Linked DNA regions of Homo sapiens: region 2 is linked to region 1. A link is an interaction called in ENCODE POLR2A ChIA-PET data of the cell type or tissue named here. Cell type or tissue: PC-3. All regions are shown on one strand. Each heading gives the region's core, and the rest is flanking DNA. Links, peaks and the distances in the headings are about the cores only.

Region 1 (16,125 bases), core at 3,018-11,017:
TAGATCTTGTTTAGAATTAATATAACCTCCTCCATGTAGTTAACTTTGTTCTCTAAAAAATTTTGCTTTGCTTTCTTCTGTTTCATTTTGTTTCAAGCCTCTTATAAGCAGTAACTGTGATTGCATTTTAAAAGTCTTTGTTATTTAACTCTCAGACTTTAATCCATTTATACTTATTCTTGCAATTAGTATGATTAGTTTTATTTCTTTTTTATGCTTTCTGTTATTTAGACTTCTTTATTCTTTATGGTTGTTTTTCTATATAAACTATATTTTGTTTTTAATATAAAAATTAACATTTAAAAATTATAGTAGTTTTAGCAATATTATTTAATCCATAGTTTTTTGAATCATTAATTCCATTTGAAATGATGTTTTTGACACCGTCTCTATTGAGACACACCATTTTGTACCTTTCTACTTCACTATACCTTCTCCTTCATGTTTTCTGTGTTTATATGATCGGCCTCTCACCCCAAGCCACTGTGTGTGTGTGCCTTGTGTTCCAACCCCGGGAGTGCCCTTGGGATGCTTTCCACTCCTGTTCTCCATCTACTCCATCAGTGGGCTCTCATAGCACCTCTTACTTTCCTTCATAGCATTTATCACAGTTTTTAAAAATTACACATCCATTTGATTAATACGTATATACCCTATGAGGGCAGATACCATGTCTGGATTGCTTACCATGGTAACTCCAGCTCTAGGCAGAGTAGCAGGCACATCAGACAACAAACTAATATTTGTTGGGTTCATGAATAAAGAAATGAGTGAATAACTGCTTATGGAAGCATAAATTGGCCAACATCCTGAAAAACTACACAGCACAATATATCAGGAGACTTAAAGATTGCATATTTCTGCATACAAAATCATACTCTTAGGAGTCTGTCACGGCGAAATCATCAGAAACAGGCACAATGATTTGTGTATAGTTGTTTATGAAAATGTTTTAAAAATCATTATTTCTTTTTTTGTATGCTTTCAGAAGTAATCATGCTCACTATAAAACATTCAAATAGGGCCCTGCATGGTGGTTCACGCCTGTAATCCCAGTGCTTTGGGAGGCCAAGGTGGGAAGATTGCTTGGGTCCAGGAGTCCAAGACCAGCTTGAGTAATGTAGCAAGATCCTGTCTCTACAAATTTTTTTTTTAACTTAGTGAAACATGGCGGCACACACCTGTAGTTCTAGCTACTTGGGAGGCTGAAGCAGGAGGATCACTTGAGCCCAGGAGTTCCAGGCTGCAGTGAGCTATGATTATGCCACTGTACTCCAGCCTGGGCAACAAAGAGACACCCTGTCTCAAAAACAAACAAACAAAAAGCATTCAAATAGTGCATCAATATAAAATGTAAAAAGCAAAATTATATTATCATATTCAAGATATAGCTATTATTAATTGATTGGTATAATTTTCTCCAAATAGTTTTCCTTGCATATATTGACATTATTATAAGAATTTTTATAGTAGTTTTTTCCAAAAATGGGATTTTAGAAACATATTTAATCTTCCTTAATGATTCAAAATGACACTATTTGCCTCTCAAATATATTCCTAAATACATATAAATCCATTTCAGTATACCATGATATATTTCCCCCAAACTCTGTACTGCTCTACACTCTCAGCCAAGGAGATCAACAGAGCAGGTTCAATTGTTCACTCTTGGCCAATGAGGGTTTGTGCTCCCTACTGCAACTGCTTTCAGCCAGTGAAATCTCCATAGGTCTATCAGAATTGTTCCATAAGATATGTAATTTACATTCCTGTGACTTCTCTTTCTTTAATTACTTTTAAATTCTGGCAGAAAGTGTACCTTTCTATTGACTAGCAAAGGGTTTATGGGTGATTGTGCTGCACCTGGCCCAAAGAAATAGATGAGAATCGTGCCTGATGTTGGAAATGTTATGAACATTCAAGGTACTTTAATGTAAATGGTAGGGGAAACAGAAGATAGAGATTAACAGACAATTAGTGATTGTGGAAATTCTTTGACATTATGAAGAGCATCATAAACAACACGTTAGCCTAGAAGGATGGACCTATAATTATATAAGCTGTAGCTGAAATCATGCCATGATTTCATGGAATTTAAGGAGCAGGAAAAAGCAACTGCTCATGTAGAATGTAAAAACTGCAGCTCCTTCAAGGCAGGGCTATAACAACTTGTATAAGCAGCTTACTCAGCCAGAGCCACATTTCCAGGAACTAATCAGTCCCCCATATTAAATGGAGTATATGTGTACAGTACAAAGTATCTGTATTATCCTTTTAATTTTTAACTTTATAATATATCAGTATATTCTGGACATCTTTCCATGTTAGAATGTGGATATTCTATCTAATTGTTTCTAAAGACTCCATAATATTCCTTTGTATTAGTTTACCATAGTTTATCAGGTTCCCTATTAATGGACATTTGGGTTGTTTCTAATTTTCTATATTAGAAACAATACTGCAATTGCCATATTAATATACACTTCTATCTAGTTTTTGAGACTGTTTTTCCATGTCCTCACCAACATGAGGAATCATCAAATGTTTTAAAGATTTTGTAACTTACAAGTGAAAATAATGATTTTCTTGTTTAATTTGCAGTTCTTCAATATTAATACAGTTGCTCTTGTAGGACATTTATGATTCAAATTCTATGAGCTCCTCATTCATGTTATCTGCCCATGTTTCTTGTGGGTATATTTATACCACTAAGAACTTGGAAATAACCTATATGTTTAATCAATTTCATACAATAAAATATTATGTAGTCATTATAAATTATATTTTCAAAGAATCTTTAATGATGGAAAGATTCACTATATGATAACTGAAAGAGCCTGTTGGGGTTGGGGGCTAGGGGAGGGATAGCATTAGGAGAAATACCTAATGTAGATGATGGGTTGATGGGTGCAGCAAACCACCATGGCACGTGTATACCTATGTAACAAACTTGCATGTTCTGTACATGTACTACGGAACTTAAAGTATAATAAAAAAAGAAAGAAAAACAGAATATAAAATTACATGTCATATATCATGCTGGTTTTGTTTTTTAAAAAGGCATAGAAAAAATGCCTGGAAGAAAATGCACAAATATATTAATGGGAGATTAAATTTGGGTGATGAAATTATAGGTAATTTCAAAACTTTATTCATTAATTTTAATATTTTTCCAAAACTACTACAAAGCCTATTTACTTATATTATCAGAAAGCACAAAATGCTCTAGTTTTATAGTTATGGCTGACCTCGAACTTGTACTGTTCTGTTCTGCAAGAGCTCTGGTGCTCAGGACCAAAGGTTTCTCATCCCAGTGGCCCCTTAAGTATGGGTGGAACCATGTAAAATAATGGGGCGAGTAGAAGGAGGCAACTAGTCATCCACATAAAGCCCAAATATGGTCCACACTGCACCGCTGGACCATGAGGGTCCTCTGATGGCCACTGACCAAGAAAAACAAAATCAAGTTTTGAGTTGTATGAAGTTGATTAAACATATAGGTTATTTCCAAGTTTTTAGTAATATAAATATACCCACAAGAAACATGGGCAAATAACATGAATCAGGAACTCATAGAATTTGAACCAAAAAATGTCCTACAAGTCCAAATGTATTAATATTGAAGAACTGCAAATTAAATAAGAAAAATCATTATTTTCATTTGTAAGTTATAAAAGCTTTAAAACATCTTATGATTCCTTCTGTTGGTGAGGACATGGCAAAACAGTCTCAAAAACTAGATAGAAGTGTATATTACTATGGCAATTGCAGTGATCTTCGTAATGTAGAAAATTAGAAACAACCCAAATGTTGATTAATAGGCGATCTGATAAATTATGGTTTTGTTTATCTTGATTTGAGTTTTTGTACTTGTGGAAAATGTGTAGTTGCAAGGATTTTCTTTGTTATGTAAGACTTCAGTTATGTGCAACAGGTAACCTCCTAAATAAATTAAGGTTTATTACAATTTGGTGTTTATAAATAAAATTGGACTTATTTTTAGGGCAACCCAGATTTCCCCACATTTTCCAGCCTTTCAAGTCCAACTCAAGTGCTCCAGCCCTCACCTCATACCATCTTCATAAGCACTTCCAGTTATTTCCCAGCTGCTCTTACTTTGCTCAGCTGCTCCAGCTTCCAGTTGGTTACCTTCGGTGGTCTTGCAGCTGAACATCTCTCTCCCCAGCCCCTTCCTAAGTCCCCAGGGATCGCTAAGCATGGCTGCTGATGTAGTAAACATGACTGAAGATTGGAGCTTGCATGGGGCTTCAAGTGCAGAAAAGGAAAGCATGAGACTGTCATGGACACTGCCTCTCCCTGGCGGCTGGCCGGCCTTTTTGCAAACTGTTGGCTCCCTGCAGTCCAGTTTCTATTCCCATCTTCACTCCTCACTGATCCTTGGGATTCCAGCAAATTGGGCGAGCATTCTTTGTGAGCATCATTCTATCTTGAGGTGACTGTAGTTTCTGATTGAAACTTTTGCTTTTGATTGATATGTTAATGTTTAGTTTGTTGTAGATGCTGTAGTTCACTCAATAATGGGAGGTAGTAAAATTTTTGTCAGTGACATTTGGGGTCTATCATATGCCTATATGTAGATTTTTGAGACATATGTGTAGTGTTTCATGTAAGAATCATCTAATCCTCTATTGTTAGAGTACTTGGATATATGCACAATTGTTCCCATTCCTATTTGTTTATACAAAACACTCCATTGTTTTCATTGAATTCCTTTCCAAAACAGCGCAGAAGTAGATGGGTTAAATTGGTGGGGATCTTTCACAAAGTCTAACAAGTGTGAGAGATATGGATGTGGAGACAGTGATATTAAAACTATTTAGCAGTTGGTAAACATAGGAGCCAATTAACTGGAAGGGCTCTGAATGTTAAGATAAAGGCAGGTCCTCGAGACCCCTTTTGGGGCAGATACTGTCTCTCTAGTTGCTGGATCCTGGGGAATAAGGGGATGTGGCGGGGTTCACACTGGCTGTTTACCAACCAGTATGGAAATATCTTAGCATTTTAGCAGCCAATAAAATCATACCAGTGCATACCCACTAAGTGTCAGTCCTGAATGTAGAGCTACAGAATTATAGAATCCCTGACATGGAAGATACCAGAAGTCATCTAAATAATCCTTCCAAAGGTGAGCTTCTCAAGAGCAAAGACCACAGTGCTTCTATGGGGACTGCTACCCCCACAGATGCTCTGTGACTGATGAGTGATTCAATGAGGGAATGAACCAACCCTCACTGCTGCATACATGACAAGTTGTCACCTGGCATTTCCTGATCATCTCAAGTGATAGCAAGTTCATCATCATGCAACGCTGCTGCTGATTTTGTTTGTGGATCCTTCTTATTTCTCTATAGGACTGTATGACTTCGAGTACTTTTAATCTTCTTTTATTTTCTGATAAGTATTTATAGCAAATGACTGGCTCTCTGTCTCAATGTATCTCCACATGTTGGAATATTTAATATAAGCTAGCATGTGTCTATTATATATATTGTTCTGATTTCTGCCTTTTTTCAGGCAACCTCCTCTTCCTATCACAACTTCTCAGCCTCAAAATGTTCTATTCTTTGTGCTTTAGCAATGGCTGATAAGGAATCAATAGCGAGGAGGCAGTGATATGAATGCAAAAAAAAGTGAAGACAGAGAGAAGGGGCCTAGACAAGCACCGAGCCCTCCTTCCCTTGACCTTAAGCTAAGATCAGCTTTTCTATAGAGCAATTTATGTGGACCTTGAACACCAGAGCTCTGCAGAGGGTGGGCAATCAGTGCTCCTGAAACTGCTGATGGCTTTGACAGCCTGGAGTGATTAGCACACAACCATGCTTGAAGAGAGTGCTATTTGTCCTGCTAATGGACCAAGCACATCAAAAAGGGTCTACAGAGAAGGCAGCCAGGCTGTATTTTCAAATCAACATACCAGCATCTAGTGTAACTGTGGGAGGTGTTTATTTTTTTTAGATTGCCCTTGAATCCCTTTTGGGGATGAATTTGATATGAGGATGTGTATGATTATTATTGTCCTTATTAATGATAATCAGAATGAAATACAAAGCGCTTAATAAACCTTTTTACTTTGCACAACACTGTGAGGTAAGCATTATTATTCTCATTTTACAGATGAAGATCACGCAGAAAATCAGCAGAGCTAGGCAATAAGTCAATCTAAAGTCTACATGCCCCTCCCTCTTCCCATGGATTCACGCCAAGTGACACGGAAAGCCACCGCCAGCTGCTGAGAAGGGCAGGACTGTAGGCTCACATTCTTCCCGACGCCAGAAAGGTAGAGGAGGTTTGGAGTTTTTTATTTCCTTCTACTTTAGAAAATGAAGCTTAGCATTTTCTCATTTCAACCATATCGAAAAGAAATAGGGGCTTTGAGGGGCTCAAGAAAAGGTGCAGTTCTAAGAATCTGCAAGTAAGAAGAATGGACACTTTACAGCTGTCTAACCACCCAAAGCATGCAGGGGTATCTAAATGTTCAACCTGTTAGGTAGGGATAACGTGCTCTTGTTACGTTTTAGAAATGACACTGTGGCTGCAAACAGTCACAACTGCCAACAACACTGGCCCAAACTTATTTGGTCATCAGAGAAATGCCACATGAATGCATATATGCATATATGTATACATATAGTACTTGTGTTCAGTCAATCCTCCTTATTCATGGAGTCCATATTTGCAAATTTACTGACTTATTAAAATTTATTCCAATTCCATACTTAGGATACTTTGGTAGTCACAGCCATATGCAGAGTAGTGAAAAATTCAAATCACCTCACGGGCACATAGGTTCCCAGGCAAGGTTATGCCTTCTTGTTTCAGCTCTCATACTATAAACAAGTGTCCTTTTCTGCTATTTAGTGCCATGTTACTCCCATTTTGTGCTTTTTGTAGTATTTTGCTGTTTCAAATGGCCCCCAAGCATAGTGCTGAAGTGCCAGCTAGCATTCCTAAGAACAAGAAGGTTATGATATACCCTACAGAGAAAATCCATGTTAGATAAGCTTCATTCAAGCATGTGTTATAGTTAGTGCTGTTGGCCATGAGTTCAATGTTAATGAATCAATAATACATATTAAGTATGGTGACTTTAAACAGAAACACACATAAAACAAAGTTATGTACTGTTCAGTTGACAAACGTTGTGACAAGAGGCACATCGGGGCTGGGTGCTGTGGCTTATGCCTGTAATCCCAGCACTTTGAGAGGCCAAGGCAGGTGGATCACCTGAGGTCAGGAGTTCAAGACCAGCCTGGCCAACATGGCGAAACCCCCTCTACTAAAAAATACAAAAATTAGATGAGCATGGTGGCGGGCACCTATAATCCCAGCTACTGGGGAGGCCGAGGCAGGGAGAATTGCTTGAACCCAGGAAGCGGAGGTTGCAGTGAGCCAAGATTGCGCCATTGCACTCCAGCCTGGGTAACAGAATGGGACTCCATCTTAAAAAAAAAAAAAAAAAAAAAGAGGCACACAGGAACCTAACCTCTATTTCCCCTGGGAGCAATGGTTCAGTATTTACTATTAAGTGAATCAGTGAATTAGTAATTCAGTAAAGTGGTGACTTTAAAAAACATAACTACTGTGACTAACAAGAACCAACTGTATGTTTATATGTATAGTATGAGTGTGTATACATATATGTGTGTGTATTTGTGCAATGCCTTATCTAATTCACTGAGGCCCTGAAAACTTAATTCTATATTATTCAGTGATAAATGATACCTGGAGAAAGCTATTATCATTCAATATCAAGTGCATTTTTCTTCATTAGAGCTTAAAGTTCCTATAATTGATCTTTTCTTCACTAGCAATATTTTTGAACAGTAATAATTTGATTGCATCAACATGAAAAATGTTACTTAACTAATTCTTGGAAGAGTGGGAGTATGTAGGCTAGAATAGTTTGTGAATGTTACTGCAAAATATTTACTTGGAATACGACTACATTCCAAGCAACATTTTCACTCCAGAAATCTGTCTAAGAGTTTGTTATCTAGTTAATAAATGGACTTTTGAACATCATGTCCTGTCCAAATCTCCTCGGTCACGTACCTTTAAGCAACTTAGCAATACCATTAAACACCAACTCAAACTGACTGAGTCAGACCCTCTGAAAGACTAATGCTACCTTTGCTAGGGAGGCCAAACATGAATCCTCCCAAACCTACTCCCTTCCCTGCTACCATGTGAGGGTGGAACAAGACACTTGTTAGTTTCATGTAATCTTGTTGTAGCAGTTCCAGCAGCTTTCTGGCATCTTCCTATTCTCCATGTTTGCCCAACTCCACAGTATCAACATGTCTTGAATCTGGGATAGAAATCAACTATGAAGAAGCAATAAAAAATAATACAAAGTTGTCATTTCTTATTTGATCATCTTCATAATTCCATTATTTTATAAAAAGCAGCATGTGTTGTCTAAAGAACCCTTGACTGGGAAACGGTATCATTTTCATCTATGATGTTAATTAACTGTTACTAGGCAAATGACTCAAGTAGGCCTGGATATTCTTATCTGTAAAGGTTGAGGTTGGATAGAGTATAATTTTAAAAAAATATTTTTATTTCAATAGCTTTAGGGGTACAAGTGGTTTTTTATTAGATGGATAAGTTGTATAGTGGTGAAGTTTGGGCTTTTAGTGTACTCATCACCCAAACAGTATGTAGTATACCCAACAGGTGATTTTTTTTAAATCCCTAACTCCCTCTCATCCTCCCCACTTCTGAGTCTTCAGTGTATCTATCACTCTGTCTGCCTTTGCATACCCATAGCTTAGCTCCCACTTATAAGTGAGAACATGAGGTATTTGGTTTTCCAGTCCTTAGTTATTTCACTTAGGATTATGGCCTCCAGTTCCATCCAAGTTGTTGCAAAAGACATTATTTTTTCTTTCTCATGGCTGAGTAGTATTCCATGGTGTACACACACACACACACACACACACACACACACGTATATACACACATGCTACATTTTCTTTATGCCAAATTATTCTTTAGAGTCCATTTCAGGTGAAAAAATTCTAGATTCTATGCTTCTACCTGGACTACTTGGGATAATCTTGGGATTTTCCCAGGTCCTCTTGACATTCAGAAGACTTCTAATATGCTGTAGACCATGCAAAATTTCTAAAACAATATAATACACATCTTATTGGATTTGGCAATAGTCTCATCCAGTACTGTTTGGCTGAAGAATATGTTAGTTTTTCTCCACGTCATCCTTAGACATCTTAGGTATTGATAATCTGTTAATTCATGCATTCAGTGAATATCATTGAGCCCCTATTATGGTTTAGGCACTTCACAAAAAAGACAAGGTCCCTATCCTTAAGCAACACCAAGATATGTGGGTGCGCTGAGTTCGATAATAATTTGGTACTCAAAGTAGATGAATAGTTTGATATCCTGTGAAATTATAGTCTTTAATATGCTCGACATTTTTTAAAAAAGAGAAAGATCAGCACCAAAGAGAAATTTTTTTATGTAACTCAAAGATATAGAGCTAAGTTTTATTTTATCAGCTATATGAGGAATTGTGTGTGACAGTCTGAGTTAATTGACATCGTATTTTTTGGATTTATCCTAGAATTGGTTTTAGAGATCATTGAAAACTCCCTCCCTGTCAAGCAGCTACCCCTGGCCTCTCCCTGTTTGCCTGTCCTGGTGGTTATAGCCTTTTATTTTCCCTTTCAGTAATATTCAAGCAAAAGATATCAGAAAGTATTTATTAAATAGCTTACTATGATAATTTTTGCCCTTGGTGCCTAAATATTGATTTTATTCTTTTTGCAATTTGTATAAGCCATTCAACACCTTTTTTTTTTTCTCCCTCCCCCGAGACGGAGTTTTGCTCTTGTGGCCCAGGCTGGAGTATGATGGCGGATCTCAGCTCATTGCAACCTCCGCCTCCTGAGTTCAGGCGATTCTCCTGCCTCAGCCTCCGGAGTAGCTGGGATTAAAGGCGCCCGCCACCACGCCCATCTAGTTTTTGCGTTTTTAGCATAGACGGGGTTTCACCATGTTGGTCAGGCTGGTCTCGAACTCCTGACCTCAGGTGATCCATCTGCCCCAGCCTCCCAGAGTGCTGGGATCACAGGCGTGAGCCACCAACGACAGGCCAACACTTTAATGATAAAAGATGAAAATAAGCTATTAGCTTAATTAACTTTGTGATATTTCTGTGTTCCAACTTAGCTAAAGTCATTTCATATCTGTTATATTCTGTCCTGACTAAATTTTGTTTTTTGGAGAGGGCAAAATCTTCTAGACACATAATCTGCTATATAAAGAATTATGTAATTCCTTTCATTAGATTTTATACCATTTCCTATATAAATCAATGTTTGACAAAGCAAATCATATTTTCCCATTAGCTTACATTATAATGGTAAAGCATTTTTGTTTACTTATACATTGATCTACAATTTGGGGCCTCATTATCCTCATTTTGGAGCCTTTTCCATCATTTATCCTCTGCACCTGTAAACGCTATGATAATTCCAAATCTAAGACTATTTTTGGTGAATCTTTTTTGAGTTAAAGAGTGTTTTGGTAATAAAAAATAATTTCTGTCCCTAAGTGATCTGTTTTGTACATTCAGATTTTTCTTACAGTTTGTTAATTTAGGGGCATTCCTATAAATATTATGGATTTAATAAGTAATGTTTCCTGGGAGTCTTGAAATATAGAAGTTATGATTTTACAATAAAAATATTTTAACCATTTAGGATGCCAGGTGTGGAAGAACAAGACCCCACATCTGCATAATCTTGCTTCTTGGAATCAAGTAAAATAAAAATTTCCTTAATATTCAACACGTTATTCTTTTCTTACAAAATAAAATAAATACATTTTGTATAGAAATAGTGCTCCTTATAACTTATTTTTGTCATTTAGTTTGCTGACCTATGGAGTTCACTGTGAACCCAAAATCTACAATCCCTCCTTAGATCTACCTAAACAGAAGGAAAATTAATATCTCCTTCCAGGTTTTAATCCCCCAAAGAAAGAAAATTATTTGTCTAAAGTATATTTCTAGAACTAGTCTAAAGAAAGTAAGATTTTGCTAAACAATTTGGCTGATTTTTTCTGTCTCAGAAAGTTAAGATTTTAAATCAAAAGTCACTTAGTGTGATCTTGCATTATCTTAAAACTCAATTATAATTAACTTGCTTTTCTAAAGAAGAGAGAGCTAGTCTTAAAATGAGACCTTTGCCATTTAATGCTGTGTTCAAATGTAAGTTAGAGAATTAGAAAAGATAAGGATCCCTATTGCAAGCTATTCATCAACTAAGAATGTATCTGTTCTTGAGATTGTTAAGGTGTGGTTGAAGTTAAATGATTTGCTCACAGAAAGAAATTTTTAAATACATATGGTAATCTTTGACCTTTACTATACTGAGTCAACTGAGTACAAGAGTAACTTCCCTTCACTTTTTTTTTTCTCCTCAAGGTAAGCATCAGATAATCTGGGAAGAAAATATCATTCAGAAGTTCATGTATACATGTGGATGGTAAATATATTATATTTTTGCTTTTTTTACTTGTTATGTTATGATGATAAGTTATCAAAGAGAAGTAGCTGCATTTCACTTTGAGTTTGATTACATGCTCAGAAATATAAATTTTGATGAAGAAAATGAGGAAGAATATTAAATAATAAAAACTATTTATTGCTGTCAACTAGATATCATGCTTAGCATTTTATGTAAACCATGAATGTATTCAATTACAATGATGGTGATGATAATCATGATGATAATAACTAACATTTGTTAGGCAACCATTATGTGCTCAGATGTGCTGGGCACCTGAGATACAACAGTGAGGAGGTGGGACATGGTCCCCGACCTTGTGGAGCTTCAGACTAGTGGTGAAGTGTAGACAAATCGACAGTTATGTAATGTAATGAGGCAGTGATGAGAGAAGTATAGGGTGCTGTAAAAGCATGTTGGGATGATGTCCAGCTCTTACTGGGGCAGAAGGACAAGGTGTGTATTACAAAAGGCTTCCTGGATGAATGGATATCAAAATAGAGCTAAAAGGATGAGTTGGCCATACAAAGGGCAAGAGTATTCTCAGAAGAGGAGTGAGCATGAAGAAACATCTAGAAGGTAGAAATAGTGTGGCATTTTTAAAGGACTGAAAACTTTTCAATGTGGTAGGAACAGAGAGTGCAAACATGAGAATAATGAGACACAAGCTTGGGAGGAAAGTTGGGGCTGCTCATGAAAGTCACATGTGAGGAGCTGAAACTTGGGATCAGAGATCATAGTGTCATGGTCAGATATAGAGCTTAGAAAGATTACACACTGCTACCATGCACATAAAGGCTGGGAGGGGGCAAGATTGGTGGCAAAAAAGTAAGTTAGTAAACTTAGAGTCATTTGGCAGAAAACAAAAACAAAAGGATAATCTTACACTAGAGGAGACACCATGGAAATGGATAACAAATGATTTGATTCAAGTGACTTTTAGGATGTAGACTTGCTAGGACTTGATATTAATCAAATGTGGGGTGAGGAAGATGGAGGGAAAAAGATATTTGGCTTGGGTTCCTGGGGAGAAGAAATTGGCATTTAATGAAATTTGGAGCAGAGGAAGAGGAACAGGTTTGAGGGTGAGGAAAAATAGAGCATTTAGTTTTGATGTGCTGAGTGTTAGGTGGCCATTGGATGATTAAGTATACCCAGAGTTTATTCGTGAGGAAACCAAAACTTAAGGGACTTAATAACTTGATCAAAGTCTCACAGCCAGGATTTGAGACCAGGTAATCTGGCTCTAGATTTCCTGCTCTTATAGACTACACTATACTGCTCCTTAAATTTCTGAGCAGACTTCTCTCCAAAGACAAGATCTCAAAGATCTGTTTTCTCTCAATACCTCTTCTTATCTGATCTTGTAGGACAATGTCAGGATTCTGGATTCTAATACAGCTGTGCTACTAACTACTTGACCCTGGGCAAATCATTACCCTTTCAGGTCACTGTCTGTAAAAGAAAGGAGTTGGAATAGGTCAGTATTTCTCAAAGGGGCTTTGGGAGTATGACTGGAAGGAGATTAGAAAGAGGTGAGCATGAGCAAATGGGGTTTATTCCAAGAATGCAAGGTTTGTTCAGCATTCAAAAATTAGTCAATGTGGGCTACACTGAAAAAAACCACATGATCATATCAATAGATGCAGAAAAATCATTTGACAAATTCAATATGCACTTATGTTGAAAACTTTTGAAAAACTAGGAACAGAAGGGAACTTTCTTAATGTGATAAAAGGCACCTATTAAACTTACAGCTAAATCATATACAATGGTGAAGATTGAACATTTTTGCTTTAAGATTGGAACAAGTTTCAAGATTAGAATAAGATTTTCATCACTCCTATTTAAGAGAATACAAGAAGTCCTAGTCAGTTCAATAAGGCAAGGAAAAGAAATAGAAGATATACAGATAAGAAAGGAAGTAATATAACTGTCACTATTTGCAGACAATATGGTTTTCTACATGGAAAGTTCAAGTAACGCACCAAAGAAAAAAAATCTCCTAGAGCTAATAAGTGAATTCAACAAAGTCACAGGCTACAAGATCAATATTAAAAAATAAATCACATTTCTATATACTATTAATGAAAAATTGGAGGTTGAAATAAAAAGTACCATTTATAATAACTCCAAAAATAAAATACTTAGGTATAAATATCACAGAATACTTACAGAATCTGCATGTTGGAATACCGTTGAATAAACTCGAAGAACTACATGAGAAATATATTGTACTCATGCAATAGAAGACCAAACATTGTTAAAATGTTAATTCTCCCCAAATTGATAACTTTATTACAATCCCAATAAAAATCCCAGCAGAATTCTCTTTATTTATTGACAAAATGATTCTAAAATTTTTATGGAAAGTCAAAGAAACTAGAATAGACAAAATAATTTGAAAAAGAAAAATGAAGCTGGGAGATTCATACTGCCTAACTTAAGACTTATGATAAAGTCACAGTGATCAAGATAGTGTGGCATTTGCAAAATGATAGACACAGAATTGAGTCTAGAAGTAGACCTATACAAATGTGTCCAATTTATTTTTTGACAAAGGTGCGAAGATAATTCAATGGAGGAAGCACAGGTTTTTCAACAAATGGTGATAAAACAACTGAATATACATATAAAAAATTAATCTATACTTTTTACTATATACAAAAATTAACTTAAAATAGTGCGTAGATCTAAGGATACAATATAACATTTAAAAACTGTTGGAAGAAAATGTAAGAGAACATCTTCAAAATCCTGAGTTTTGCAAAGAGTTTTTAGACATGACATCTAAAGTCTAATACATTTAAAAAATGCTAAATTGGAATTCACAAAATTAAAAACCTTTGCTCCATAAAAGACACTGTGAAGAAAACAAAACGCAAGCTAAAGACTGGGAGAAAATATCTGCAAATCGTTCTTCTGACAAAAGAATACCTAGACTATATAAGGAACTTTGAAAATTCAGCAAGAAAACAAACTCTAAAACAATGGACAAAAGACTTAGACACTTTACCAAGGAAGACATATGGATAGTAAGTAAGCACACAAAAAGATGCTCAACATTATTAATCACTATGGAAATGTGAATTAAAGTCACACTGAGATACTTTTATGTATCTCTTAAAATGGTTAATACAAAAACAAAACTGACAATATCGAGTACTGGCAAAGACCTCTCATACATTAGTGGTGGAAACACAATATAGTAATGCCACTCTGGAAAATAGTTTGGCATTTTTAAATAAATTTAAACATACCCTTGTCCTACATATTTACCATAGAGAAATGAAAATTTAGGTTCACCAAAAACGGGTATTCAAGAAATTGTAGCAGCACCATTCATAATTGCAAACACCTGGAAACAACCCAAATATTGCTCACTGGGCAGATGGATAAACAAGCAGTGGTACATCCATTAAATGAAATATTACTCAACAACAAAAAGGAAGAAACTAGTGATACTCTTGACAAAACTGATGGATTATGCTAATCAATGCATTATCATAAGTGAAAGAAACAAGGCTCAAAATGCTACAGATTGTAGGATTTCATTTATATGGCATTCTGCAGGAAAGAACCCTATAGGGATAAAAGTAATATCAGTGGATCAGTGGTTACTAAGACTTACAGGTGGGGGAGGATTTGATTAAAAGGGACCACTTGGAAGAAATTTTTGGAGAGAGGGGATCATCTGGTCTCCTGATTGGGGTGATTGTTATACCAGTCTATGAATTTGTCCAAACTCATAGAACTGTACACTACAAGGGATTTTTATCATATTAAAATTTAAAATATTTACAAAAATAATGGAAGATCACAAAATGGGAGATTCTTTAAGAAGGCTTAAAAATCCTCTCTGAAAAAATGATCAAAAATGCCTAGATGAAAACCCAGGGAATTTTTCAAAAAGTGTGTGAGAAATTTGTGAACAATGATGAAGTCAATGGGCAGAGGATGGCACTTAGGTTCCATACATGTTGTTCACAGCAAAACCAAACCAAAACAAAACAAAAACAAAAAAAAAAACAAGAAACAAAAACAAACAAAACAGTCAACTGCCCTTGCTCCAGCAGCCCTTGCGTCCTTCAGAGGAGCATTCCTTCCAGTGACCACTAGAGGCAGCACAGAGAAGCTTAAAGCCCCAACTTAAGCCCGGAAGATAATCCCCAAAATGATTACAGCCTCCTGACCTCTGCCTTTGGAGATTTTTCTGAGGGCACACTTGGCAGTTCTGGGCCACTTCCTCTGTTTAACTTACTTGGGTTGTGGGTGGCAGATAGAGCAGAGTGATGTGACAGCAGAAGCATTCCAAGTGGGTGCTTGAGGTGGCAAGTTTCGGGTATCTGCCTGAGCCCAGGAGACCCTGCATTGGCGAGTGGCCCGGGTCCCCTGGCTTCTCTTTAGGGTGATTGATGGGATGTGGAGCGGAACTTTCTGGGTGAGCAAGACCCTCTGCTCAGGCTTCTTCCCCTCTCACTGGCGCCTGCAGATTGGAAAGCAGAACGTGGGATGGGACAGGAAGTCAGAACAGCACAAAAATGAACTTGCTTAGTGTGGCAGGTGC
Region 2 (16,125 bases), core at 3,972-11,971, 150 kb after region 1:
CTTAAAAATATGTGCTAATTCATAAACAGAGGCCACTGAGTCATGGGTAAGCATGGCAGTAAAATCACTCCAGCACTGAGTGAGAGATTTGGTCCCCAGTACAGCTGCACAATTCATCAACGTCAGGGCATCTTGTTCCCCAGTGATCCAGCTGACTTCCCACGCACTGAAATGGAAGCGCGCACTGCCATGTCAGGACGTTTAAGCACTTCAAAGCTGCCCCTTTCAACACTCGGTTTCTCCTCATAATTACTTCTTGCGTTTCCCTCCTGATACTCATTTAAATGCTAAATAAAGGGAGAGAGTTCTCCAAGGCCAGAGACTTGCTGTTGAAACCTGGAGCAACCTCAGAGTGAAATTAAAATCAATTATACCCCATGTGGGTATAATTATAGTAACTTAATGAGTAGGAATATACAATGACTGTCTTCTGGGAAACAAACATACTTTGTTATGTGAGTGAGTGTGACAGGTACTGCTCAGCACTCAGACCGTTTCCAGAATCTCGTTCTCAGATTCATCAAATGGGGCTTGCAGAGGCACGGGGAGCTCTGAGACGGCCTGGGGGCTGATGACAATGCAAGGAACATGGTCTCCCTTTCCAAGGAGGTCACGACCCTATTATCACTCAGCGGGAGCACAGACGTGACTCTCTGTGCAGAGAATGTGGCAGCTTCAAGGATGTGTGTGGCTTGACTAAAGGACATGGTGCTGTCACTGCTGAGGCCAGCAGAGGAGGTACAGCCTGAAGGAAGCCTGAGGTCATCCAGGACCTGCTCTGATGGTGGCACTGGTTGTGGTCACTTTGTTGGGGGCCTCACGTTCCCGAGCTGCAGGCCATCGCCCGTGCTAGCTCCCTGCATGTCTATTCCACAGCTCAGAATGACTAGCATTAAAAATATTCAGGAGGTGCATCCTTAATAAGCTGAATATTTGTCCAGAATATTCTGGAAAAAGAGGCATACCAGTGTGCCTCTGTGTGACTGTGGCCTGAATGAGTTGAGAAGGATTCTGGGCTGCAGATGGGGAAGATGAAGGGCAATATCCCCAGGATCTTCCAGCTCCTGGTGCTTTCTGGAGACAAAGTGCAGGCTGCAGCGTGCCCTCCCCAGCCCAGGAGGCAGCCACCAGGGCCTGAGTCTGCACGCTCCCTGTGCCCTAAATGCCTGCATTCCTAGAACCCTCCTAGTCGGAGACCAGTGCTTCTCAAAAGTGTCCTCAGATCACCTGAATCAGAATATCACCTGGAGTGCCGGTGAAAACACAGACTTCTGGGCCCCACCTCAGATCTAGACATCAGAATGGCGAGAAGAGGGGTGTTGGTGGTGGTGGTGGGGGGGAGGGGGCGGGTGGTGGCAGGGGCAGGAATCTGCATTTTGAACGAGTATGCCTTGGGGACATTCATGCATTGTGAGCTTGAGACTTAAACCCTGGAGCTCATACAGTCATTTATGGAGCATGAATGGGCACAGGGGAACTTCACTTTCCCAGAGAATTTGCTCTCGATCCAGAATGGTTCTTCTTCTGTCCCCCTCTCTCTTTCTTCACCATGGGCTGGGCCAGGCCACATGAAGGCAGCTAATGACGTCTAACACACAGAGCAAACCTCACTTCAAGAAGCAAACATTTGGTCTAGTTGAGGAGATAGACATCTGAACAAATAATCACAAAACCCTCTGTGAAACAGGCTGTAGTAAAGGCAGGTTCAAAGTGTTCCAGGGGCAGGGTGAAAGAAGCAATACGTTCAGAGGAGCAGATGGGAGGTACTCCAAGGTCAAGGTCAGAAACATCTTCAAAGAAGTGGCATTGAGATGAGCCTTGAAGGAAGGGCAAGCATTTGTCAGACTGAGAAAGAAGTCTGAGACATATTTAGGGACAAGTCTGGCTTGGCCCCCAAACAGTCAATATTATGATAGAGTTATTATTATTATTGGTTTTGACTCCACCCTCAGACCTGCAGAATGAACTCATTCCCCCAAGGACTCTTCTTGGCTACTCCAAAGTTTAGTTGAGATTGGAAAATGCTTAGTGGTCTTGCTCTGAGCACATGGCTGCTGTTGTTGTTCTTAATGCAGGGTGAGCTGAGGAGTGGGGCTGCGAAAGGCTGGGCCACCACACGGCCAGAGGAGCCCATGAAAACAGGTTCCCACGCGGGCTGGGGGTAAACCACGGTCCTCAGACAAGGTGTCAGGTTATCCTCTGTTCTCTCCAGGGAGAAATGCATTGTTTGAATCCAATAGCTATCAAATAGCCCATGACACCCCTCCCCAACCTCTGGTGCCTGCCACTTGTTCACCACAGGCATGGCTTAGCTGAATGTTTTGACCTTTTAAAAATAATACTTGTAAGATGGATATCTGAAAATGGGCTAGGAACAATGGTACCCATTCAAAAACTGGAATCCCACAGTTCCTGCAGTGGTGGGGAAAGCCACACAAAGACACTAAATAGGAAGTCAGGAAACCGGGGTTCTGGTTCCAGTTCTGCCACCTGGGTGGCAGCTGGGTGACTCTGGGCACATCTGTTACCTTTCAGGGTGTCCTCAACTGTGCCGCGACTAGCTGATCTCTCAGGCCTCATCTAGCTTTAAATGTACCATTCTATTGGATTATTTTTCAAAGCTGTAGCATCTGATTGACACTCTTATTATGATTACTAATCCCGCATCACCAGCAAACTAGGGAATTGTACGAGGCAATCTTGGAACACCATGAGGACAGTCATTACCTTGCTGCTTATTATATTGTCAACCCATAGTACATTTTTAGTGGTGTGCTGGAATTGGCTCAAAATGTGTGCATTTCTTCTCAGCTAACTCAGTAACATTACATCCGTAGCCTGGAATCAGCCATGGTGGGAGAACAGGATTGCTCACCTGCCTACCCCTGCCCTGAAGGGAAGACATTCCTGGCTGTTGAATGTCAGCAGCACTAGCAGCATGCCACAGGTTATGATGCCTCTAAAAGGATCCATAAAATTGATTTTTAGAAATCAAATCATATTTTAAGGGGTTGTTTACAATATAATTTTAATAATTTTTAAAAGCAGTCTAGTTAAAAAATGCACTAAGGTGTTTTTTAAAAAGTCAGAACTGTTGACACATACTTTAGATACAGTAAAATTCACTCATTTTAAGCATGCGTTTCTGTGAGTTTTGACAAATGCACGTAGTCACGTAGCCATGGTAGGACTGCACTTCCTTGTTCCATCTGAAGTTAGGATGGCCACGTGGCTTTTTTTGGCCAATGAAATGGAAATAGTGATAGGTGTCATTTTTGGGCAGAAGCAGCAGGGTCACAGAAAGAGGAGGGCACTGGGCAAAGATCACAGTCATTCTGCACTGGGCATGTCACATGGGTAAGAAATAAATGTTTGATGCTTTGCCACTGACATCTGGGGGTTGTTACTGCAGCCTAACCTGGCCCATCCTCACTGGGACACTCATGATTGTGGATTAGTTGGCTAAAATGAGATGCAAATACAAAACCTAACTCTTTTAACATACTATTCAGGGCCCTTCACATACAAAAAATCTCAAACTCCATCTCCAGTTTTATTTCCAGACCTTCCCTCCTGGTATTGTAGCCATACTGGGTATTTGAAATTCCCTGATATGTAACAGCAATAATGACTAGCACTACTAACATTTATTGAGCACCTAGTATGTGCCACACACTGCTCTAAACACTTCACACATATTATCTCAGCTGAAGTCCCACATCTCTGCTCCCCTGTACCTAGCATGCCCTTCTCCCCTTTCTTTGCCCTAAAATATTCTACTTATCCTTTATGATCCAGTTCAAATGTCATCTTTGTTTTGAAGTGTCCTAATAAAATTGGTTGTGGCACCATTAAGCTCTCAGAGCATTTTGTGCAAAATTTACATTATGCAATTATGATTTGTCTACTGCTGTGGAGTCCACCTACCCTGTCCCCACCACTAGAGTTGGCACCCACTGGGCCATTTATATGAGGTGGAGATTTCGGGCCGTGACGGAAGGTGGGAGACTACAAGTCAGGATGAAAGGATGAGTAAGGGCAGCATTTTAGGATGCACAAGGTTTCCACATCAATCACAGAAAAGCAGGTACAAAGCTGACTAGAGGAATCAACTGTGACAGCGTTTTAGTCCAAAGGACCCGAGTGAATCTTTTAAAATGGAATCCTCTTATTATAGCTCATTAGTGGATGGATTTAGATTTAGCCTGGGTAGGCCTTGATCTCTCTATCAAATCCAAACCACCCACTAATAAACCCTGGAATGACCTAGTTAGGTTTCAATGTTGGGGGTAGTATGAGTGGTCCCTGCTTCCAGAATTTAATGATGCTTCTTTGGTACAAGCAGGATTGTCTGAAAATGAGCCCAGATGTTCACCCTGAATTATCAGGTTGAAATGCTATGGCGTGGGGGGGCGTCCTAACTCTCTCTCAGAGCTGGAGAGGCTCCTCTTCCCATGGGACAAGTGGTGTCCTCCTCCAGGGTAACAACTTTAGTCCCAAGGTCCCCAGGTGCTGTGCACTTGCCTTCCCAGACAATTTCTGTAAACAGCTGACACTCAAATCCAGGCTGCCTGGTGCCAAAGTAGTTTCATTATCTCCCCACTAACAAAAGTGCTCTCCCACTTGCCCTACAAAAAAGGAGATTATGGGGGTGGGAGTGGGACTGGGGAGGGTATGTTCCTCCCTGGACCACAAATCCAACCAGCAGAGTGCAGCGGCCTCAGCAGGCCCTTCTATCTTATCTGGCTGACCCTGACGTCAGTTTCTTTTCCTCAGTAAAGCCTGTTCCAAGGTCTAACTCATATTGTGAGATGCTGTGGAATTTATCCATTGGCAGATAGCAGGTGGCAACTTAGAATGAACTCATCATGCAAAACAATTCCCCCCAAAAAGCTGAAGAATCAGTGTCAACAACCAGCTAGCATTTTATAGTCTGCAAAGCACATTAAGAAATATAAATTTGTTAGACCCTCAAAAGTCATGTGAAAGAGACAGTTTTATTTTTATAGGTAAGGAAAGTCAGGCTGAGGAAGCACAAGCACTGCATGAGGTCCCACAGGGAAGAAGCAGTGGAGTCGGGATGAGAACTGAGCTTCTCTGATTTCTCCTCACTTGCTACCATGCCACACTGCTCTTGCTCTCCGGGACAGAATGAATGAGACCACCATCTACTCTTTCACTCTTCCTATAAAATGTTTCATGCTATTGACAATTCAGCTTTATATCAAATTACACTTACACAGTAGAGCATGCACCAGCCAACCATGGCGAGTCTTGCAGAGAATGGGGAAATGTAATTCTTCCTTAACAGAGACTGAGCAAATAAAGAACACTTTTAGAAAAATCTAAGAACAAGTCAATGGGGTAGGTTTCTGTGTGCCACCTGATCTGGCTGATGAAAATTCAGTGACCACAGAGGCACGCAGAGGCAAAGGAAGCAGGAGAATACTGTACTGCAGGTGTCTGCAGGAACATTACAGGCATACTGCAGGTGTACTACAGGATGAGACTTGGGTGAGGAAAGTGAGCTGCAATTTTTAAGGGGTACTCCCTCTCAGGTGCCGGCTCTGCCTTCACACACCCCCAAGAGTAAGGGCCTCCTTAACTTTTGCGCTCTAGACCCTTCCCTTCCTTCACCCGAGGCCCAGCCTGGCGATATTGTGTCCTCACCCAGGAGATGATGGTCTGTCAGATCCTGAGGTGCAATAATGAAGGCTGTGTCTCCAGAATGACAGCAGAAGCAAACTAGAAATAAAATGAAGTTGGATCCAAACGGCCTTGCTTGCACAGTCCCAACTATATAATTTGTAGGGGTCTATGCAAAATAAAACTGCATGTTCTCTTTTGAAAATTATTAAGAACTTCAAGAAGGCAACAGCAGGGCATTAAATCAAGTGTGGCCTGTCTCAGTGCAAGGCCACACACACGTGCAACCTGCCCAGGACCCTAAGGACCCTGCTGTCCTCCACGGGTGGTGTGGCGGTCATGATGACCTTCCTTCTTTAGCCTGATTTAGGCCTATGGGCATGCACCAGGTTGCCTAGGAGACCACCTCTAGGAGGTCCATGAGATGTCACATCAGTGGCTACTAAAAAAGCACTGGAATGGGATTCAGAAGACACAAGCTCTGGGTTTGGGCCTGTCTCGGATGCTAACTAAATTGTAAGACGGGGGGCTAATCACAGAGTGCCTTCACACCCTAGTTTCCTTGGTGGGATTGGCTTGTAGCTTTGAACCTCCAGGTCATGGACTCTCAGGGGCTCATGATTATTATATGTGGTTGGAGAATTCTCTACATTTGGAATAAATACAGCTTCCTAAAATTATTTCTCTCTTCTTCGCGTATATGACCATTTTAAAACGTAATATATTGTGATTAATTAATAAATTTGTAATTAATTACAAATTTATTTTAAAAACATTGTTGAATTTACAACAGCTCTTTATCAACTATGTCATTTTTTTCAATCAGTGGATTAAAAGAAAGCAGTAAGAAGTAGTTTCTGAAGACCTCTGTACTTCTGTACCCATTTCGCCATGGACTGGTAACAAATGGCTCTCAAACAGGCAGCTGTCTGTGCACCACGCTTAATCACAGTATCCATCCAGGGTCCTAATGCCATTACAAGCTGACAATTCACACGGAACTTTACCTGCCTTGATATCATTTATGTATTGAGTTGCTCTTTTCTGAGCATGTTACATGTTCTGGGCACTGTTCTCAGCATCATAATAGACAAAAATCTCTTCCAACCCCAGTCCAGTAACTTGTATTATTTACCATCTGTTCTTACTTGTGTGGCTAAAGCAGAAGTTAATGTGGTGGTGGTGGGGGTGCGTTGTTGTTTCTCTCTCTTTCTTATTTATTATGGTATAAGAAGTAATGAGGCCGGGTGTGATGGCTCACGCCTATAATCCCAGCACTTTGGGAGGCCGAGGTGGGTAGATCACGAGGTCAGGAGTTCAAGATCAGCCTGGCCAAGATGGTGAAACCCTATCTCTACTAAAAATAAAAAAATTAGCCGGGCGTGATGGTGGGGGCCTGTAATCCCAGCTACTCGGGAGGCTGAGGCAGAGAATTGCTTGAACCTGGGAGGCGGAGGTTGCAGTGAGCCAAGATTACACCACCGCACACCAGCCTGCCAACAGGGCAAGACTCCATCTCAAAAAAAAAAAAGAAGTAATGAAGTAATGTACCTACCATTCATCTGATGAATACATCTGTATTAGTTTTCTGTGGCTGCTATAACAAATTACTACAAGTTTGGTGGCTTAAAACAAGGCAAACTTATTCTCATACAGTTCTGGAGGCCAGAGGTGTGAAAAGAATTTTTGGGGCTGCAATCGAGGGCTGTGCTCCCTCTGGAGCTAGGAGAGAATCTGTTCCAGGCCTCCTCCAGCTTCTGTGGGCTTCCTGCATGCCTGGCCTTGTGGCTGCACCACCCCAGGATCTTCAAATCCTTCTCTGCTCCACTTCCCCCGGACTTCTCCTCTGTGACTGTCTGTGAAATCTCCTTCTGCCTCTCCCTTAAAAAGAGACGGGTGCTGGTATTTAGGGTCCACAAAGATTATCCAAGATTCTTCTTCATCTCAAGATTCTTAATGTAATCACATCTGCATAAACCTTTTTGCCAAGGTAAGGTCACAGTTATTGGCTCTAGGGATTAGGATCTGATATCTTTGGAGGCCATTATTCTGCCTACCACAAAATCCTTAAAAACAAACTCATTCTTGCTACCTTCCTTTAGTGTTAATTTGAGCTTCGTCTGCTTGGATTATGCTTAGTGAGGAGACTGATGATTCATGCTCACATGCAAACAAAAGTGTGCACTGCAAACAGAAGAAACTAACCTTTCTGTTTGCCTTCAAGAGATTCTTCAATTGATGTGAAATACACACCCTGAATTTCTTAAACCTGTACCACATCCCCTAGGGAAGATCCTGGAAGCCACTTCACGGAACTCAGAGTGAAATACTGACTAACCACAAATTAAGCTTGGCCTGTGATCGTTTTCTCTGGAAATAGAGAAAAGAAAGTGATAAAAACATTCTCCAAGAGTGGTTTGCTTTAGAACAGAGTAAACACCAAGTTACCACCCAGCTCAGTTTGTCTTTGCTCTTTGGGCTTGGCCTTGGCCTAAATTACTTCACATGCCTTGAACATCTGTACCCCTGCCTTCTGTAGCAGGGCCTTTACCTGAGCCCAGTGTCTGTTCATCAATGCCCAACCACTATAATGTCAATCACAGCCCACATTTATTTGAGTTAACTATAAGCCAGGCACTGTGCTCAACATACTACAGAACTCCATAAATGATTCTGAATGAATGCAAATAATCTTATTCATTTCCTAGCTCAAGGATCAGCAACTGTAAAGTACCAACAGTAAATACTTTACGATTTGTAGCCCATATAGTCTCTGTCCTGTCTGGACCACTCAACTCTGTCATTGTAGTACGAACTTTCCCATATTTTATATTTCAATGAATGGATGTGGCTGTATTCCAATAATACTTTATTTACAAAATGATGCCTATTTACCTCTGTTCTGGGCCTGCAGGACGGATTCTGACTTATTAGTCTCCCACCATAAGAATCTGAATGATTTCTATTGATTTAAGGACAACTTCAGATTTGCTTTCCATTATTACCGCTTCAAACCAGGTTTCCTGACACATAGATTATTTTTTTTCAGACACTCACCTTAATTCCAACACACCTTAATTATTTAGAGCCTCCCATTTTTCCTGCAATTCCTAAGTTGTTCTGCTTTTTCCCTTGTGTGAAATAATAAGGAAACACTTCACTCTGGGTTTATTCTGCTAAGTTTAACTTGCCGGCAAATAACTTAATGCTGCAAAGTTATCAAGTCTCTCTTGCAGTATGAAGCTCCTATGGCTGAATTTGAGCAGTAATGTCCATGAGCTGACTTGGTAACTTGTAAATCAGAAATGCTGGGTTTGATGAAGGGCGAGGTAGCACCATTTTTTACAGTGAATTAAATTCCGCACACATTTAGTATGGACCATGCCCTGTACTGGATGCCAGGACTGGTTTCTGTTCTCAAGGAGTTTACAGTCTGGTTGGGGATAACAGAAGCTAACAAACAATTATAATACAGAGCAATAACTGCTAAGGTGGGGGAGATATAGTGTGCTCTGGGGCACAAAGCCTTCCCCAACTCCCCAAAACAAGTGATGACTCCTCTGAGACCTTAAGGATGAGAAGGAGATAGCCAAACAGTGAGAAAAAGCCCAGGAGAATATTTCAGGCAAAGGGAATAGAATTTGCAAAGACTTGGAGGTGAGTTACAGGGTGATCTATTACAGAAATGAAAATTCATTATGGCTAGAAAGAAGAAAGTAAGGGAAGTGGGTAGTGATCTATGAGGCGGGATCTTACAGGATGTATTAGGAGACTGGGTCACATCTAAAAGCTTGGGGTGGGGTAGCTGGTGAAGAATGACTTTAAGCAGGGAAGTGACATGCTGGGATGTATAAACTAAAAGTAAAAACTAAAGAAAGAATTAGGAGAAAGCTGCTGTGTGTTTCTTCAAGTGGAGTTTAGAAGTCTTCAGATGACTAGGTCAAGATCATTTCCAACGACTAAGAAATCAATGGACCCACTTTGAGCATGATGTTGTGAAGTTCTGGGAATATCAAGAAGCTATTAATGTTCTAAAAGAAAAAAAAAACCCAGAAAGTTTCAAAAATAAGGAAAGAGGTATCAAAATCCCATTCTTTAATAAAATAAGGTATTGCGTACCTATAAGTGGAAAGACTAGATACAGAAAACTCAGAACTTGGAAATTAACACTGTACCTCAAAGGGCCATATCCCTGAAATATAAAACTGCTTAGTCAGAATAAAGGTCATTAACCACCAGCTCATGTAAATGGGGAAGGTTTCTGCAGTTTCCTTTTTCCAGTGATTTTCAAACAAACTTGCCAAATAGAATTGCCAAGCTCTTAAAAATACGGATGCTTGGGCCTCATCCCAGACTATCTAAACCAGAACCTTTGAAGACGGAAATTTCTATTTTTTTGCAAAGTTCTCCCAGTGATTCTAATATGCACCCAGGGTTGTTACTGTTTGTTAATAGATCAGTTTTATTGGGGTTATGACTGACATACAATAAACAGCACATATTTTAAGTGCACAACTTGAAATGTTTTCACTTGTCACTCATATCACATATCATGTTATCTATATACCTGGAAAACTACCACCACATTCAAGAAAATTAACATATCCCTCTCACCAAAAACTGTCCTTGTGCTCCTTTGAAACCCCTCCCTCCTACCACTGGTTTTGAGGTACCTGATTATGATGTGCTGGGTATAGATTTTAGTGCCTGGGACTTGCTAAGATTCTTGGATCTCTGGGTTTACAGCTTTCATCAAATTTAGAAAATTTGAGGCCATTATTTCTTCATATATTTTTGTGTCCTCCCTTTCTCTCTCATCTGTGTGGGGACTCCAGTTAGACATATATCAGACTGTCTGAAGTTGTCCCACAGCTCACTGATGATGTTTTTGTTTTTAAAAAAATTCCTGGATAGTTTCTATTTCTGTCTTTAATCTCTCTAATCTTTTCTTCTGCAATTTCTAGTCTGCTGTGAGTCACATGCAGTGTACTTTACATCTTAGGCGTTAGAATTTTCATTTCTAAAGGTTTGATTTGGATCTTTTTTTATATGGTCCATGTCTCAACATAACTTTTTGACCATAAGCAATACAGTTATAACGCCCATTTAAGCACCCTTGTCTGCTCATTGTAGCATCTCTGTTAGTTCTGGATTGACTAGTCCCCTCATAGATGATGTTTTTCTGCCTCTTCCCCCATCTGTAATTTTTCATTAGTTGACTGACATTCTGAATTTTACCTTGCCAGGCGCTGGGTATGTTTGTATTCCCATAAATGTTCTTCAACTTCGCTTTTGGATGCAGTTAAAGTTACTTGGAAACAGTTTGACCCTTTTGTGTCTTGCTTTTGTGATCTGCCGGGCGGATCTGGAGCTGGGCTCAGATAGGGCTAAGTGTGGCCCACTCCTGAGATGGAGGCATCCTGAGTACTCTCCCAAGGCCCCATGAATGATAAGACTTTCCACTCCAGCTGGTGGAGAAAACCACTATTTCTGACCCAGTATGAATGTCAACACTGTTTCCTCTAATCCTTTGTGTGGTTCTTTTCCTAGCCTCGCTAGTTTTGTTACATGCATGCACTAATACGGCTGAATTTGCTGCACTGATATCTGCTGAATACTCCAGGGAGACCCCTAACAGTAACCCAGATCTCCATTTCTCTCTTTGGGCAGCTCTCTCATCTTCCTTACCGGGTCGTGTGAACTCTAGCTGCTGGACCCACAGCAACTCAGAAAGTCCCCTGGGCCCTGCCTGAGTTCTCCCTCCCTGCATCTGCCTGGACATTCTCTCAGGGCAGTCAGCTGGGGCAATCGCAGAGCTAACCTCATTTGTTTCAGACTCTCAGGGATCACTGTTTTGTTGTCTGATGTCCAGTTTCTGAAACACTTTTGAGATATAGATACACATAGGGATCTAAGGCATATAGTAGGGACCTAAGGCAGGGCAATCTTAGGTCCCTACTGCTCTATCTTGGCAGGAGTTAGTCTAAAAAGGTGATTCTTTTTTGCTGTTCTTTTGTTTGTTTTTTAAATTTCAATAGTTTTCTGGAGAACAGGTGGTGTTTAGTTACATGGATAAATACTTTAGTGGTGACTTCTGAGATTTTGGTGCACCTGTAACCCGAGCAGTGTACACTAATGTGTAGTCTTTTATCAACACTTGGGTGTACACTGAAATCACCTGGACAGCTGTAAAAACTACTATTGTTTCTGTTCCCTACCCAGAGTTTCTGATGTAATTGGTCTGGGGTATAGCCTTGGCATCAGGGTTTTTAGAAGCTCCCAGATGATGCTCATGTGCCTCCAAGGCTGAGAACCATTGAGCTAGATGTTCGCCTTTCAAGAGAGCTGCACGAGTAGCCACTTCCGGCTCCACAGTAAGGCAAGAATCTCGGGGGCCCTTGCAAGCTTGGAATTCCGTAATTGGAGACCTAAATTTCTTTGCCTTTGGTACTACCATGATGACTAAACTGAATCTGATCTCACCCATTTGATGATCGATTTATTTAATTTGTTAGAAAATGCTATAGAATTTCATCAAATTTACTCTAGCTCCTTGGGACTCAATAAATATTTACTGTTTGGTAACAGTAAATATTTAACAAGAAAAAAAAACAAGAACCCCCAACAAAAAGCAAACCTGAGTTGATTATAGCAGTGATTACAAATGGCAACAAAAACAATAATGGGTTAAACATCTAAACTTAAAAAAGAAAAAACGGTCCTTTTGCAGACCAGTTTTACTGACGGCTCTCACAACAGTGCAGGATTTATTATGCTAATCATTTACTGCTTAATTGGCTACAGCTGATTAAGAGTACTATTATGCTTTAAGGACATAATACAGAGCTGGATTTTGCATAATTTATGCAAATCATGGTAATAAAAAATCTACATGTACCAACACATTTTTGGTGGCCAGATGAATTCATTTCATGATTTCCCAGAGTCTGGCAATGAAAATGTATTAACTGAGTTCAGAGACTCCCTCCATTAACAGGAGACATGAGTTTGGGATGAGATAGGCCTGTTTGGGGTATTTGTTCCCTTAAGTCTGGCTAGGAGGTAGGGTTCTCAGTGTTCCCAATAAGAATCTAGCTGGGACTCTTACTTATTCTGTGGGTCTGGGCTCCACACTAGTCTACTTACATGTACTGGTGGGATTTCTCCAGAATTGACACTAACTTTCTGTTCCAGAAGAAAGCGTGGAGGAGAATGACTAACCAAACATACCAGCTGGGACCAACAGACTAAAATGGGAGAGAATTTTGCGTAGCCTCTGTCTCTATCTCTTCATTCTGCTCAGATCTCTAGGCTTCAGATCCAGAATAAACCTCTCTTTTCTTCTATTCAAGATTCTTCCCCTTTCTTGTAATCCTCCTAAAGTGTCTTCAAAGGTATCCAAACCATCGAATGCCTGCTAGAAACTAACAACCCCCAAAATGTATGAGGCAGATCTGGTACCATATATCCTATTTGGTTCAAGGTTGAGGGTGGGCAAACTGTCCAAGAGTAGTGTGGTAAGTTGTCTGCATAGATGGCTACTAAAAATTCCTCTCATCTCTGGATATGCAAGCCACTCCTCCCATTGAGAGGTGGAATCTAGTTTCTTTGTCTTTGAATCTGGACCAGTCCTGTGATTGGCATTAGCCAAAAAGATATGGCAGAAAAGATGTTATAAAACTTCAGAGCTTAGGCCTGCAGAGGCCTTGAGTCATTTTGTAGAGAAGTTGAACTGCTGCTGGAAACAGAAGTCACGTGGAGAGAGAGAATGAGGCACTGAGGATGACAGACTCTGAAGGGAGGCAGGCCCAGCCAGCCTCCAGCCATTTCAGCTACAATAGCTCAGGTGCCAAGTAGGTGAGTGAGGTCATTGATATTCCTTGGGCCCAGATGAAATGCCCCAGACAAAACCATGTGGAACAGAGATGAGCCATCTCTGAAAGCCCTGGCCAACGTGCAGAATCATCGGCAAATGCTTCTTGGTGTTTAAAGTCACTACATTTTGGGGTAATTTGTTATGCAGCCATAGATAACTGAAATGAGTGGGAAATAGGATTTTCCGGTGTTAGTTACAAAGGGTTAAATAGAATTTTTTATTCTGAAATATAAAAAAGGTATGCATATATAGACTTCCAATATTTACACTGTTAATCCATTTATTTGTTTGTTACAGGGACTCAAGTTTCAAAGACTATATTACTTTTTCCATCAGCATAAATAAAATTTATAATGGTAATTTCTTTCACAATTCTAAACTACTGGAAGCTTGGAAAGTTGCTCTATAAGCAAAACCATGGGTGAGTATCTTAGATAAAGCAAAACTTAGAGAAGCCTTATGTGGGAACCATAATATAATGGTAGACACTTCCTCAAGTATTTCCTGCCTTTTCCTGAATTCTTGTTCTAACAAGTTCTTGTCTAGTTCTTATTAGGCTTGACCATATGACCTGCTTTGGGTAATAAAATGTGAGTGGAGGGAACATTAGTCAATACTGAGTGGGAGCAGGGAGAGCCTTTGTCTCACACCTCTGCCATCTCTCTCACCCCCCTGCCATCTCTCTCTCACCCCCTCCTCTTTCCTGAGGCCAGCACGTCTCAGATAAGGGCTGCTCCTTTGGCCTAGGTCCTGGAATGATGATAACACAAAAAAGAGATGCAGCCAACCCATGAAAAGCATGTGAGAAATAAATCTTTATTGCCATGTAAGGCACTGAGACATTGAGGTTGTTTGTAAACACAGAAGAGTAGAACCTATGATGACAGATGTGTGCCTGTGTGTATATATACACACACACACATAGTCATGTATTGCTTAATGACAGAGATACGTTCTGAGAAATGCATCATTAGGTGATTCTGTCATTGTGCGAACATCATCAGATGTACTGACACAAACCTAGTGTACTTACACAAACCTAGATGGCAGAGCCTACTATGTACCTAGGCTATGCTGTCATATATGTGATCTGCTGTTGACCAACTTCAGTACTTCTCAGCTTATACATCCAAATGGGCAAGACGACCTCTGCTCTGATTCAGTTCTATTTCAGTTAGAAATTCAATGAAATTGGGCCGGGCACAGTGGCTCACGCCTGTAATCCCAGCACTTTGGGAGGCCGAGGCGGGTGGATCATGAGGTCAGGAGATCGAGACCATCCTGGCTAACAAGGTGAAACCCCGTCTCTACTAAAAATACAAAAAATTAGCCGGGCGCGGTGGCGGGCGCCTGTAGTCCCAGCTACTCGGGAGGCTGAGGCAGGAGAATGGCGTGAACCCGGGAAGCGGAGTTTGCAGTGAGCCGAGATTGCGCCACTGCAGTCTGCAGTCTGGCCTGGGCGACAGAGCGAGACTCCGTCTCAAAAAAAAAAAAAAAAAGAAATTCAATGAAATTGAAAGCGATGGGGATTAAGTGGAGAAAATCATAGAAATGGAATAAATAAGGAAAAACCTAGGCAGCATTCAGGTATTAATCGCTGAAAAAATAAATGGCTGTTTTAAAACGACCTCGTATGTATGCAGTATCAGTGACAATATTGTTTACTTTAGCGGTAGTTAGGAGAATGGTTGTGGATACATGCCCAGTATAAATTGACATGAGAACACAGACACAATATATGCATATGACACTCTTGCATGTGGGAAAATGAAATAGTTTAATGGCAGAAATCCACCAGGTCAGGCTGTGTGCACACTGAAACCTGGCTGTGGGTATTGGGAATTAGAGGTAAATACCCTGAACTCTCAGAGTGGGATGGTTCAGTTATCAACAGACGATTCTGTTGTTATTTATACAGTCTGGAACTGAAAGAGCCCTTCAAATAACACTAAGCAGAGATAGCAACAACAAATAGAGCCAATCCACCTTCGAAATAAAAGCCCTGGTGTCCATGCAGATCAGGCTGAGCTCAATCAACCCTGCACAGAGCAGCCTAATCCTATTTGGTTGGCACGTGTCTACCCTCCCTCCCACATACACCACTATAGCTTTTAGGCCACTGTAACCTGAGATGCACCCATTTGAGTCATGAGAATCTGACCTGATGGGGAGTTACAACTAATACCCTTCCTGTGGCTTCTGAGCCACTTCTTTCCTTTCTTTCCAGATTTTTAAATTTGAGATGAAATTCCCATAACATCAAATGAACCATTTTAAAGTATACAATTCAAAGTTCATGCATGTTGTAGCACGTATCGGAATTTCATTCTTTTTACAGCCAAATAATATTCAACTGTACGTATATACCACCGTTTGTTTATCCAAGCATGTGTTGATGGACATTTGGCAGGTTTCTATCTTTTGGCTACCATGGGTAGTTCTGTTATGAACATTTGTATACAAGTGTTGTTTCAGTACCTGTCTTCAATTATGTGGGTTATACACCTAGATATGGAATTTATGAGTTATATGGTATTCTACTTTTAAATTTGTAAGGGACTGCTAGACTGTTTTCCACAGAGGCTGCACCAATTTACACTTCC

What was found. ChIA-PET counts read pairs that join two places held together with the same protein. Peaks named below come from ENCODE experiments on the same cell type or tissue, not always from the same donor. Only the 100,000 strongest peaks of a DNase experiment are listed, where the experiment ranks them.
Region 2: POLR2A ChIA-PET joins it to region 1 with 5 read pairs; 3 of 35 experiments call an interaction of 5 or more read pairs at or near these places.

The regions. Positions count from the first base shown.
Region 1 is chr7:29,588,912-29,605,036 of GRCh38, reverse strand. No RefSeq gene overlaps it. Among named protein-coding and RNA genes, the nearest start is that of PRR15, 33 kb to the right of the region's middle. In PC-3, for the core only: no CTCF peak of the experiment used is centred there; no DNase peak of the experiment used is centred there; H3K27ac peaks cover 14 bases.
Region 2 is chr7:29,441,831-29,457,955 of GRCh38, reverse strand. The region is part of intron 6 of CHN2 (chimerin 2); the gene reads right to left. Among named protein-coding and RNA genes, the nearest start is that of PRR15-DT, 110 kb to the left of the region's middle. In PC-3, for the core only: no CTCF peak of the experiment used is centred there; a DNase peak (open chromatin) is centred at 7,865; H3K27ac peaks cover 1,354 bases.